Linked DNA regions of Homo sapiens: all the other regions are linked to region 1. Evidence: chromatin contacts called from ENCODE Hi-C or POLR2A ChIA-PET data. All regions are on one chromosome and are shown on one strand. The core of a region is the stretch at or near the end of the contact, and the rest is flanking DNA. Distances in the headings are between cores, read along the strand shown. Region 1 overlaps LOC105374524 (a long non-coding RNA gene). Region 2 overlaps LOC105374524 (a long non-coding RNA gene). Region 3 overlaps LOC105374524 (a long non-coding RNA gene).

What was found. A loop is a pair of places that touch in the nucleus more often than their neighbours do. ChIA-PET counts read pairs that join two places held with the same protein, here RNA polymerase II (POLR2A). Pooled maps may share reads with other maps.
Region 2: a loop to region 1 is called in a map of PC-9, with 5 times the contacts of the local background. The contact joins two enhancer-like sites. A Hi-C loop is called at or near these places in 7 of 168 maps with a recorded cell type or tissue (CD4-positive, alpha-beta memory T cell, CD8-positive, alpha-beta T cell, PC-9 and 3 more), 2 of 37 single-sample maps with no recorded cell type and 13 of 50 pooled maps. POLR2A ChIA-PET finds 5 or more read pairs at or near these places in 3 of 52 experiments (GM12878, T-cell and activated CD4-positive, alpha-beta T cell).
Region 3: a map of PC-9 shows a loop between it and region 1 (8-fold over the local background). The contact joins two enhancer-like sites. A Hi-C loop is called at or near these places in 1 of 168 maps with a recorded cell type or tissue (PC-9) and 7 of 50 pooled maps. POLR2A ChIA-PET finds 5 or more read pairs at or near these places in 2 of 52 experiments (IMR-90 and MCF 10A).

Annotation. Positions count from the first base shown.
Region 1 is chr4:23,332,042-23,335,923 of GRCh38, forward strand. It overlaps LOC105374524 (a long non-coding RNA gene), which reads left to right. Exons shown (of 19, transcript XR_007058437.1): 15 at 288-451; 16 at 1,385-1,485. The region is part of intron 2 of LOC105374523 (a long non-coding RNA gene); the gene reads right to left. Among named protein-coding and RNA genes, the nearest start is that of PPARGC1A-AS1, 440 kb to the right of the region's middle. RefSeq lists enhancers at 2,155-2,204, 2,265-2,494. Within about 2 kb of position 2,055, at least 4 of the 41 ENCODE cell types and tissues checked have a DNase peak (open chromatin) inside an H3K27ac peak, as active enhancers do; they include PC-9, where a contact is called at or near this core.
Region 2 is chr4:23,289,047-23,292,928 of GRCh38, forward strand. The region is part of intron 13 of LOC105374524 (a long non-coding RNA gene); the gene reads left to right. Among named protein-coding and RNA genes, the nearest start is that of PPARGC1A-AS1, 480 kb to the right of the region's middle. Within about 2 kb of position 1,750, at least 2 of the 41 ENCODE cell types and tissues checked have a DNase peak (open chromatin) inside an H3K27ac peak, as active enhancers do; they include PC-9, where a contact is called at or near this core.
Region 3 is chr4:23,371,683-23,375,564 of GRCh38, forward strand. The region is part of intron 17 of LOC105374524 (a long non-coding RNA gene); the gene reads left to right. All of the region lies in intron 2 of LOC105374523 (a long non-coding RNA gene), which reads right to left. Among named protein-coding and RNA genes, the nearest start is that of PPARGC1A-AS1, 400 kb to the right of the region's middle. RefSeq lists a silencer at 1,484-1,778. Within about 2 kb of position 1,774, at least 7 of the 41 ENCODE cell types and tissues checked have a DNase peak (open chromatin) inside an H3K27ac peak, as active enhancers do.

The DNA.
Region 1 (3,882 bases), core at 805-3,304:
GGCTAAAAACTTTTAGGGAGATTCTCTAGGGAGTTCTGGACTTGACATGCGAAAGTGTCAGAGTCTAGCTTTCATAGTAATAGAGAGGTCAAGAATGCTGCTGAAAAGCATTCTGGGGCTTACCTTGAAATGGGATATTAAGTGGACTCCAGAATTTTAAAGGAGCCAGTCTAATACAGCTCCTTAAGATAAACTAGATGTACCTAAAATGTGACTGCTTTTAAGTAGTTGGGAGAAACAAACATGAACAGATATTTTTAAATTACAATATATAACTTCTTCCACAGAGGCACAATTAAAGTGCTAAGAAATCACTGCAGACAGAGAACCTGACACTGACAAGGAGAATTACATATGCATCAATGAGGAGCTGGCATTTTGGCTCAGTCTAGAAGTCATAGGAATTTTCCTGGAGAAAGTTTTTTCAAAGTGAATAGCATATGCAAAAATGGTAAGAACTATTGAGAAATAGAGAGATTTTCCTTGAATGCGAGTTCAGTGAGATTACAAGGTTTCCAATAGCTCCTTTTGGTAGTGAATAAAACTGAGTCAAATTTGCAGAAATCAGTAACTCAAGGGAATTCCTTCATTGGTCCTCTCACTAATGTGAGTGCATATGTGTGTGTTTTACGGGATGTGTGTGGGAGGGGATGTTTTTACTATTTCTCAGAGCCACACCCTACCTAAATATTGTACGCTCCAAGTAAATTGAGAAAATAAGTGTTGGAGATGGGGAGAATGGAAATGGAAAGATAAAGAAGAGTTTTATCTTTGAAAATAGATATTTATGGTACCTTATTTACTTTAAAATAAATGAGATACCTATTCATGCACATATCTCAGAATAATTACTGTATTTTCTAATGGGAGAAGCCTTAGAAAATATCCAGTTTATTGCCCTATTTTAAGAAATGAGGAAACTGAGTTTTAGAGAAGTTGAAACACGTTTTCCAACCATGGTTACTTGCAGATATAAAGAATAGAACTCAAATGTTTTCACTCTTAGTACAAAATTATTTCCTTTCTACCAATGCAGCTTTTAGACAAATCATCACATTATTAATTGATCAGTCAACAGTTTTTTATTGATTATACTACAATGGGCCTTATAACTGGGCTCTATAAGAAATGGGAAATAAAAAGAATGTATGAACTGAAGACAACCCATTAAAATATCAGAAAGACAAGGTAGCAGCAATTTTAAATGAGTCCCTGTATTAATTGCTGTTGCAGAACCTAATGTTACCAAATGTTCATTTGGATAAAGTGGATATCTGAAAATCATAACCTTGATTATTAGGTTGTCTGATATGTGCTGTGAATGAGAAGTAGGTAGACTTTATTTCACATGGTCATTCCAGTTGATTTACCGTGTTTTCTTCAGGCACTTTGCTGAGAAGAATTCTGAGGTCCTGTTTGATGTCAACAGAAAGAAATGCTATAATCAATGTGTAATGACAGCCATACTAGTGACAATAAGACCAGGTAATTATCAAATATGTAATCAGTATAATAATAAAATCTTATATTGTACCTTTCTTCGAAGAGCAAAGATTGTTTCCAAATTCGAGTCACGAAATTAAAACAGAAAGCCTTACTTCTTACTCCAGAGAATGACTGGATGCCAAAAGATTAAGTAAGCATCACTAATGTGCTTACATGAGACAATATTGTGGCCAATTATATTTCTATCCTGCCTACATTACTCAGATCTTAAGGTGATGTCACTATGCGTTTGAGTGTATGTATGTGTGTGTGTGTGTCTGTGTGTGTGTTATGACATTATACCTGGAGAGAAAAACAAATCACCAAGGCTGATTTCAGAAGAAGCTTTGGCATCCATATGCCACTCACCTTAATCATTTTTAAATCAGACTGTCCTTCAATCTTACGATTCAGTCAAGGAGCTAATTGTATCTTGTCAATGCCATAGATACCCTCAAAGTCCTATAAAAGATGTTCTGGGCTTATGTAGGCTGAATTAAAAGACATTCACTTGTGGTGGCTTTAAACCACATAGGATGACTCATCATATCAGTTATATCCACTTGTGCTGACGTTTGTCTTGCGTAACCATTGTGTTAAGTGCTTTCCATAAAAAGCCTTCATGCAAATCTTTTTTTTTTTTCCTGATCATTAAGGCACTTTAACACAAAGAGGTAGAACAGTACGTTGTAACCACATCCTGGGTTTGTTTCTCTGTAGGAAGATTGCTTTGTGCCTGAAAGCTGTACAGGATATTTAAAGACTAGAGCAAATGATTAAATTTACCCACTTTTTTTTTGTTCCTGGCAGCCTAAGCCCTAAGCTTTACCTGTCATTCAACTCATCTAAATGCCAAAGAAAAGGGCTGACACAGAGTAGAAATCTTGTCACATGACCTCACCCTCCTCCCCATCTCCTTTCTAAGGGCTCCTGCAATTGTCATTTACATTAAAGTTCCGTGCTTAGGCCTGCAGGTGGAGAATTGCTCTTTTGTTGAGAGTTAGTTTCTGTTACAGGTCAGAAAACAGAAGACTTTGTCAGAGGTTGGGCTGCTTTCTAAAGTAACTCATTGCCAGAATTTTCTAAACAAGAAAAAAAGCCAGAAAGCAAGGCAATTCTTGAAATGTTAGTACAAGATAAAGGTGTCCATTGGGAAATGAGCAACATGGCTCTGGGGTTCTCTTGAAATTCAGAGTTGAAGAATTTAGCAACACTGACACTTCTGACACGTAGAGGAAATGTGGGAGAAAATGCAGCAATTCAATAAATTCTACAAACATTTATATGCTACTGATAGGCTGGGCACTGCTCTAGGCCTCAGAGATACCAGAGACTGATTTAGACTATTTCTCCAGCTTCAAGGGGCCCAGCGTCTGTGAGAACAATTATGCATAAGCAGTTGTAGCAGAAGTACAGACTCAGTATAGTTGGAAGGGATTGAAGGGCACTGCAGAGTAAAATGAAACAGAGGGAATGGAAAGTTCTTCTCATGTCTCCCATCATCTTCGAGACTATTTTGAAGACATAAATACAGACATAGTGCAGTGTAGATAAATAGGCATGGCCTTTGGAACAAGTATGTCGTCAAATCATTTTCTGTCTAGGTGATCTTGGGTCAAGAAAGGTTAGGCAATAACCAGAGGATATTCCCTATATGTCTTCAAAATAAAGTCTATTGTTCTAAGACCATAGAAAATATGAAGATTTAACTGAAATAATGGTTCATATTTTAGCCTAAGTATATATCCTGTTATATAATCTGCTGTTACTTTCTTTTAATTATTTTTGTAGTGATTGTGAATTTCCTTTCTTCTTTAATCTTGTTTGTAATTAATTGGCTTTAGTGGATTCGGAACTAATGGATACTTTTCTTGAGATATTTAGAAAGTACAGAAAAATTCAGAAGGGAATGCTATGGTTTTAATGTTTGTCCCCTCCAAAACTCATGTGTTGAGAGCCTAATCATTAAGGCCACAATGTTGGGAGAGGGGGCTTAATGGGAGGTGTTTAGGTCTTGCGAGCTTTGCCTGCGTGAATTGATTAATGCCACAATAAAATGGTTTTTGAGAGTGGGCTCTCTCCCTTCCACTCTTCACCAATGTGAGAAGCAGCATTGCTCCACCTCTGAAGGAGACAGCATTCAAGGTGCCATCTTGGAGGCAGAGACCAGGCCCTCACCAGAAACCAAACCTGTTGGTACCTTGATCTTGGACTTTTCCACTTCCAGACCTATGAGAAATACATTTCTGTACTTTGTAAATTACCTAGTCTCAGGTATTCTGTTACAGCAGCACAAAACAAACTGAGACAAGGGAAATTAACCAATCTATAATCATCTTATCCCACCACCCAGACTTAATCACTGTTGGCATTTTCAAGCATTTTCTTCGAGAATTT
Region 2 (3,882 bases), core at 500-2,999, 43 kb before region 1:
TAGCTTTTAGCTTCTTTGCTCAATTACCGTTCTGGATTTGCTTCTGTTTGGGGTCTTAATTTCTGAAGGATTTCTCATATTTTCTTGTGACATCAATTCTATACTGAGAAGGAGCTTAAAAATGGCTTTTGAGGGCATCTCAAGGAATTCTGTAGCTGGACAATTTGAAAGCAATTAGAATTTCATATCGCTGATCAAGGAAACCAGCGCAATAGCTTCAATTCATTTTTTGCTGTGGAATTCTGGAAGAATATGTAAACAAATAGAACACATGAGTTAAAATTTATTCTGGTGGTTATGGGATTGGAGGGCTTCAGCCTCCACTTGCTCACCACATCATCCCATGTACCAATAGAGAAAGCTAACAGAGTTTGCCAAAGAAGAATGATAGACTCATGAGAAAATGTCCCAAGTTCCCAAAAGAAACTTTGCAAAGAAACTTTGAGAAAAAATTATATGGTTAAGTGTGAGACTACCCATCTTCACTTGCAAATATTGTGGATTTACTGTACTTGTAGACCATCTTATTATGGACCTGAATAGAGAAACAGTGGGTTCGAGTAAATCTTGTCTGCAAGTTTTAAGAAGGAAGCCAATTCCATTTTGGAGAGGCATACCTTACGGGATATCTGTACACTGAGAAAAAAAAAAAGTGCTGTGCAAGGGATTGGGGCACTTTTTCTTTTCCTAAAAGGCATATGGATACCTGATTCCTGCAGTGTCAATAGCTTTCCATCCCAATGAAAGAACAACATGGACATCAAGATTTATCTTCACTTCATACCCATCAAATCAATATAAAAATCTGCTGCTTCCATGGAATGAGAATGAACCAAGTTTTACAGTAATGCCAATAAGATGAGCAAAAGAGAAAATGCTGAGAGTTTTTATTTAGGAGCTCTATCTAAATGGGATGTGCATAAAATATCAAGCATTTAGATGTGCTGAAGTTATAAGGAGATCGTGTTGGTATGAGGAACAAAAAGGGTCTTTTACTCCCAAAGTGACTATTTCATGCATTCTGTATAGTCTAGAGTGAGTCCATCTGTTCAGCACACCATTGCCCATTTTAAATAGCAAAACCAAAGCCACTGAAACCTCTGGGCTCATTTTAAAAATGAGTTAATGAACATCAAAGTGTAAGAGATGGATGATGAAAATGTACAACACTGTAAAAATCCTCCTGGCAAAATGTCCAATAGAGTAAATATAGCTCCTATTGCCTTCCTTCTGTCGGAGCCCTCATCTTTGCTTATGTGGGTTCTTGGTCACTGACACTCGCTAATGTTGCTCCTTGGCTGCTAAAATGGATCCTGCGTCCCGGCATGTCCACCTTCCCACTCTCTCTTTTGTTTTTTCCCTTTAATATATGTTTGTCAATTTAAGCAATAGCTTGGGAGTTTGATTAAAGCAATAGCTAATTCAAAAAGCTTAGATTTAAATATATTTTCTCAAAGGAAATTAAATAATATGGGAAATCCGTCTAATTATAGGAATTTTAAAGATTATAGCAATTTTTTTCTGATAAGCCACATGAATAAGAAGAATGAGCAGATTATAGAACAATTAAATAGATATAATATTTATTTATTTTACTGATGGTATGTATAGTCACTGACTACACATGATTGAGCTAGGAGTGGCCTTAGCTGATAATCATGAGGTCTGTTTTTCTTCATCTTCTTCATTCCTGGAGTTCTAATCTAAAAGTTCTTTGTCATATTCAGCAACATTCTAGACACTACCTTTGTTTTAATCCTCAGGGTGTTATATATCCCTTGTGCTGAACCATTCTGACCATGCGTCTCATCCTAAGCAGCTTGAGTCATTTTCCGTATTCAATGCCTGTGAACACCTGTTTTGACTCCGTGAGGTCTCTCCTTGTTTCCTCTTTTCAGGACCTCTTTTCCCTTGAGGATGACTGGAGTTTTCCTGTCCTGTGTCAACTTAAAAGTAAGCCAGAAAAGCAAACAAATAAGTAAAGCACCCACTGAAAAACAGTTATTTACAGGGTATTATCAAATCCTATCAAAGTATTGTAGCTTCACACTGTCTCTCTCAGTGTTAATTTATTTGTGACATTTATCATTACCTGAACTTGCATATTCATTTGCTTTGTGTATGGTCAGTAAAATCCTGATCCTGATCCTGGTCAGTAAAATCCTGATGAAAACTCCATGCAAGCTGGGATTTTATCTGTTTTCTTCACTTTCAGGAATATCTATGCCCAAAACGGGTCCCATCACAGGGCATGTGATCAAAGATCTTTGTTGAATGAATGAATGGCTGGCAAAATATGGATGTGAGTCAGGAACTCACTTTAAATAATTCCATGAAATATAAGACAGTTGTCAGTGTTGCCGATGGAAGATCCCAAACACTATTCTGGGCAGTTAGAGCAATTTCATTTGGAAGTTAATGAATATACATTTTAAAAAGTGCTGATTTCTGTCACTTTTCTCCAAAAAGTATGCAAATAATTGGACAGAAAATCAAAGGTGACTGCATTTCCTTTAATGCTCCTAGGCTCTGTAGATGTGTTGTATGAAAATCATAAACATGATAAATAGAAAGATTTCTCACCTCTTTTAATTCAGGCTTGAGTAATTGACATTCACACTAAGTCTTTAAGTAGAGGGAGAGATACGTAGGAAAAGGACTGAAAAGTAAAAAAGCAAAAAGTGATTACACACACACAAAAATGACACCTTTTAATCTACACTTTTCACCTATTCTTGCCATGTGAAGGTTTGCAACTGTTTATGTCATGTTGTCTTAAATGTAATGATGATGATAAAGTTAATAATAATTATGGTAACATTTACCTATATGAATTATATTTCACATGTATAAACTTATGCTATGTACTGCATAGATTACAGGAGGTGTAGCACCAGCACACCCTGTAAACCCAATTGTTAGGGCCCTGTCATTTGCTTTCTATTTTAAAGCTTCCTAGTAGAAAAAAGACGTAGGATTCAAGGAACATTAGCGAATAAGATATTTGTAGGTCTTACAACTGTCTAAATTATTATTGATATATTGGCTGTTAATCTTAAAACAATTGTTAAAGAATGATTTGTAAAAATATGAAGACACAACACACAGTTATAATAAACTGAAAGTAAAAGTCTAGATGATTTCACCGAACGTGGGAGGGCATTGGACACAGGAGAGAAATAGAACAGGAAGGTAAGAATTTTGCCTTGGTTTGAGGGAGGTGTTAAATTCATTTTGAATGTGTGTATTAGTTTCCTAGGACAGCCATAATAAATTACCACAAACTGGGTGGTTTCAAACAACCAAAATTTATTCTTTCACAGGGCTAAAGGCCAGAAGTCCAAAATGAAGATGTCAGCACTGTTAGTTCCTTTTGAAGGTTCTGAAGGAGAAACCCATTGCATGCCTCGCTGTTAGTGTTTGTGGCAGCTGTGCAACAGTTTCCTGGTGTTCCTCGTGCTGTAGCTGCATCACTTCAGTCTCTGCCTCTATCTTCATAAGGCCTTCCCCTCTTGGGTGTCTATCTCTACCTATTTTTTTTTTTTTTTTTGAGACGGAGTCTTGCTCTGTTGCCCAGGCTGGAGTGCAGTGGCGCAATCTTGGCTCACTGCAAACCCCACCTCCTGGGTTCAGGCCATTCTCCTGCCTCAGCCTCCCGAGTAGCTGGGACTACAGGCACCTGCTACCACGCCTGGCTAATTTTTTGTATTTTTAGTAGAGACAGGGTTTCACCGTGTTAGCCAGGATGGTCTTGATCTCCTGACCTCGTGATCCTCCCGCCTTGGCCTCCCAAAGTGCTGGGATTACAGGTGTGAGCCACCACGCCCGGCCTCTCTACCTCTTAGAAAGACACCTGTCGTTGGATTTAGAACCCACCCTAAT
Region 3 (3,882 bases), core at 524-3,023, 39 kb after region 1:
CCACTCCGGAAAGAATTGCTTATGACGCGATTCTCAAGTCATCAAAGCCCTTCCCACATGTGTAGTGAGGTCAATGCTGATGTCTCAGCCTTGCTCAGGAGAGTGCAAATCAGTTGCTCTTCTCCATTGTGGTGCTTTAAGGATGCGGGAACACTTTGAAAGGAATGCCTTCCTCCCAGCATAAACCTCCTTCGTTTACAAGGTGTTTTAGATGGCCCAGATCCCCAATGGATTTCTTTCTCCTGACTATGGAATACCTGTCCTTGAAGGTAAAGTTCAGGTGCCTAACTGATAAATACTTATTTTTCCTTGGCTTCTGCCTTTTCTTTCAGAATGGCCTCCAGGCCTCCCCTGTTAGAACCCCAAGGATGTCTCTGCTGAGACAAGGGGATGAGGAGAGCACAAAGAAATAAGTGGTAGATAAGAAAGAAATAAAGCAAATCGGATGGTTGCCGGGTCTGTGTGGATAGAAGTAGACATGGGAGACTTTTCATTTTGTTCTGTACTAAGAAAAATTCTTCTGCCTTGGGATCCTGTTGATCTGTGACCTTATCCCCAACCCTGTGCTCTCTGAAACATGTGCTGTGTCCACTCAGGGTTAAATGGATTAAGGGCGGTGCAAGATGTGCTTTGTTAAACAGATGCTTGAAGGCAGCATGCTGGTTAAGAGTCATCACCACTCCCTAATCTTAAGTACCCAGGGACACAAACACTGCGGAAGGCCGCAGGGTCCTCTGCCTAGGAAAACCAGAGACCTTTGTTCACTTGTTTATCTGCTGACCTTCCCTCCACTATTGTCCTATGACCCTGCCAAATCCCCCTCTGCGAGAAACACCCAAGAATGATCAATAAAAATAAAAAATAAAAAAGAAAAAAAAAAAAAAGAAAGAAATAAAGCATAAAATCCAAGATGCACTGAGTTCCTATAATGCAGCAGATACTTCATACATATCATCTTATTTAATCCTTTCTAGCAGACTTAGGGGAAGGGCTTATAATATTCATTTTGCAGAAGAGAAATCTGAGTGTCAAAGAAACTTTCCCAAAGTCAACAACTAATGAGAGAGAAAGTCAACATTAGACTCCATACTTCCAGAATCCAAAGCTCTTGAACTATTTCCCCCAAATTGCCATCTCCTTTAAAAAAAGGAATAAAAAATATATATATATATATATTTTTTTTTTCTTGCCCTCAAGATTACAAACTGGGCCGGGCATGGTGGCTCACGCCTGTAATCCCAGCACTTTGGGAGGCTGAGGCAGGCGGATCACCTGAGATCAGGAATTTGAAACCAGCCTGGCCAACATGGGGAAACCCCATCTCTACTAAAAATACAGAAATTAGCCGGGCATGGTGACGCTAGCCTGTAATCTGGTAATACTAGCTACTTGGGAGGCTGAGGCAGGAGAATCACTTGAACCCAGGAGGTGGAGGTTGTGGTGAGCCAAGATCACACTGCTGCACTCCAGCCTGTGTGACAAAGCAAGACTCTAACACTCTGTCTCAAAAAAAGAAAGAAAAAGAAAAGAAAAAAAAAGAAAGAAAAAATTGCAAACTGGCTTACACCAAGTGGAATGCAATCAGATTCCATGGCCACTTCTGCATTTGTTTTTAATTCCATGTAATCACCATGGCTGCAGCTTTTAATCTCCTGAATGGCCATAGCATACATTGCTGGTTCCATGCCAATCCCCAGAGCCCAGGCACCACTGAATGCAGGTAAGTGACTCACATGCTTTGAAAAGTTCCTTGACTCACCCTGTCAGTGACTATAGTCAGGGTTCCTTATCAACAAGTCCCGCCCCTTCTTGATAGGGGAGGACCTCTCAGCAGCACGAGTTGCCACTTCATCCTTCACACAAAGCTGTGGTTGTGTGGCTCCACAGCCCCCTTGTCAGTAATGAAATGGCCATGTGTGCAGTACTGTGAAGGGCCACAGATAGTTGCCAGGCATGCCAGCTGCAATGGAGTGTTTTGAGACATTGGAGTTTATGAGTAATGATCTAGGAGAGCATAGTTATTTTTTCTGAAGTGGGCCACAGTGAGTTCATTCTGGTTTAAGGGGCAGTGTCAGCCTGTGAGTAGTGTGCCGTTGGGGAATGCTAAGTGAATATTTTATGGTTACCGATACAAAATGGATGTTTTCCCTCTGCTTTTATTCACCCATCCATTCGTGTAATAAATATTTATCAAGCAACAATTATAATCCATGTACTACACTAGGAACATGGAAAACAAAGATGAATAAAGTATAAACTGTGCTCTCTGTAACTTAAGAGTTCAGATAGGAAGGTGTGCTTGTAAACAGAGGCATTTGGTAAAGTGTTCTGTCTATTACAGCCCCAGCATATGCAGGGCTTAAAGGAGAATGTGCTCAATAGGATCTGGGAAGGAGACAGAGAAGAGTATTCAGAAATACTTCATAGGGGAGAGCTTCCTTGCAAGAAAGCATTTTCAGCAGGAAAATAAGAGCTGTTGAATTAGATCAGTATGAAATTAAATCCTAGTTCTATTGACATTGAGCTATGTAATCATGACCTTGATTTTACCTTTCTGAGTCTCATCTGTACAGTGAGGATGACCCTACCCATGCCTACCGCAGAGACTTGTGAACATTGAATGAGATTCATGTTGGGCAATTCAAAGAGAGTTTTTAATAGTTGTGCATAATTCAGTACTTTTCCAGGGACACAGTCCCTCTGGGTAAGAGGGATGATTTTCCCAGTCATGCTGTCTGAACTTTGGCATGTGAATGTTTCCTTTTACCAATCTAAGATGTGCCAAGAGCAGGGCACCGTGACCTTAAAGATTAGGAATGTGAGCTGACAAATCAAAGAATTCAGTGACACCCAGGTACACGTGGTGGATAGTGATCACCACTGTTCCCTTGAGGAATGACGATTTACTTTACAACAAAAAGGAATGTGTTAGCCATTACTTCATGCTGTCCTTCTGAACTGTGAGAGTGTCAGGTATTCATATGTGGAAACCTGAACAAGAGATAAACAAATGTGACTTAATTTGCAATCTTTGTCTTTTTAGACTAGTCAATTATATATTGACCGTAATGCCTTTTCAGACTTATAAATTATATATTTTCTGTTACATTTGGAAAGTTAAGTCCATGTAATAGACTTATCAACTACTCAATGAAATAAAGCAGTGATTATTATTCCTGCATCAGCCAAGGTTCTATATTGCAAGCAACAAAATCTGACTCTGGCTTACTAAGAAAGAGAGTTTATTGAAAATATATTGAGTAGCCCACAGAATCATTAGGCGTGCTGGGGAACCAGAGTAACTGCTAATCTTTCAGGAGCTGATCTGATAAGAAAAGCAAGAAAACTGTGGACCCCACCATTGAACATTAGATGCCAATGCTCTATTCTTGGAAACTTGTCATTTCTGAGGAACTTGGCCTTATTGCTGTATTAGAGAAGAAGGAGCTCTCAGGCCCTTCCTTTCTCCATCACTAGGTCTTTGAGGCCTCTGATTGGTGGTGCACTGGCTATAAGAGAAGGTGGATGAGTTTATTCTTTTATTTTGAGAAAACAGAATCTAAGGCCAGGCATGGTGGCTCATGCCTGTAATCCCAGCACTTTGGGAGGCCGAGGTGGGTGGATCACCTGAGGTCAGGAGTTCAAGACGAGCCTGGCCAACATGGCAAAACCGTGTCTCTACTAAAAATACAAAAATTAGCCAGGCATGGTGGCAAGTGCCTATAATCCCAGCAACTCAGGAGGCTGAGGCAGGAGAATCTCTTGAACCCACGTGGTGGAGGTTGCAGTGAGCCGAGATCACTCCATTGCACTCCGTCCTGGGCAACAGAGCAAGACTCTGTCTCAAAGGAAAAAAAAAAAGAAAAGAAAATAGAATCTATA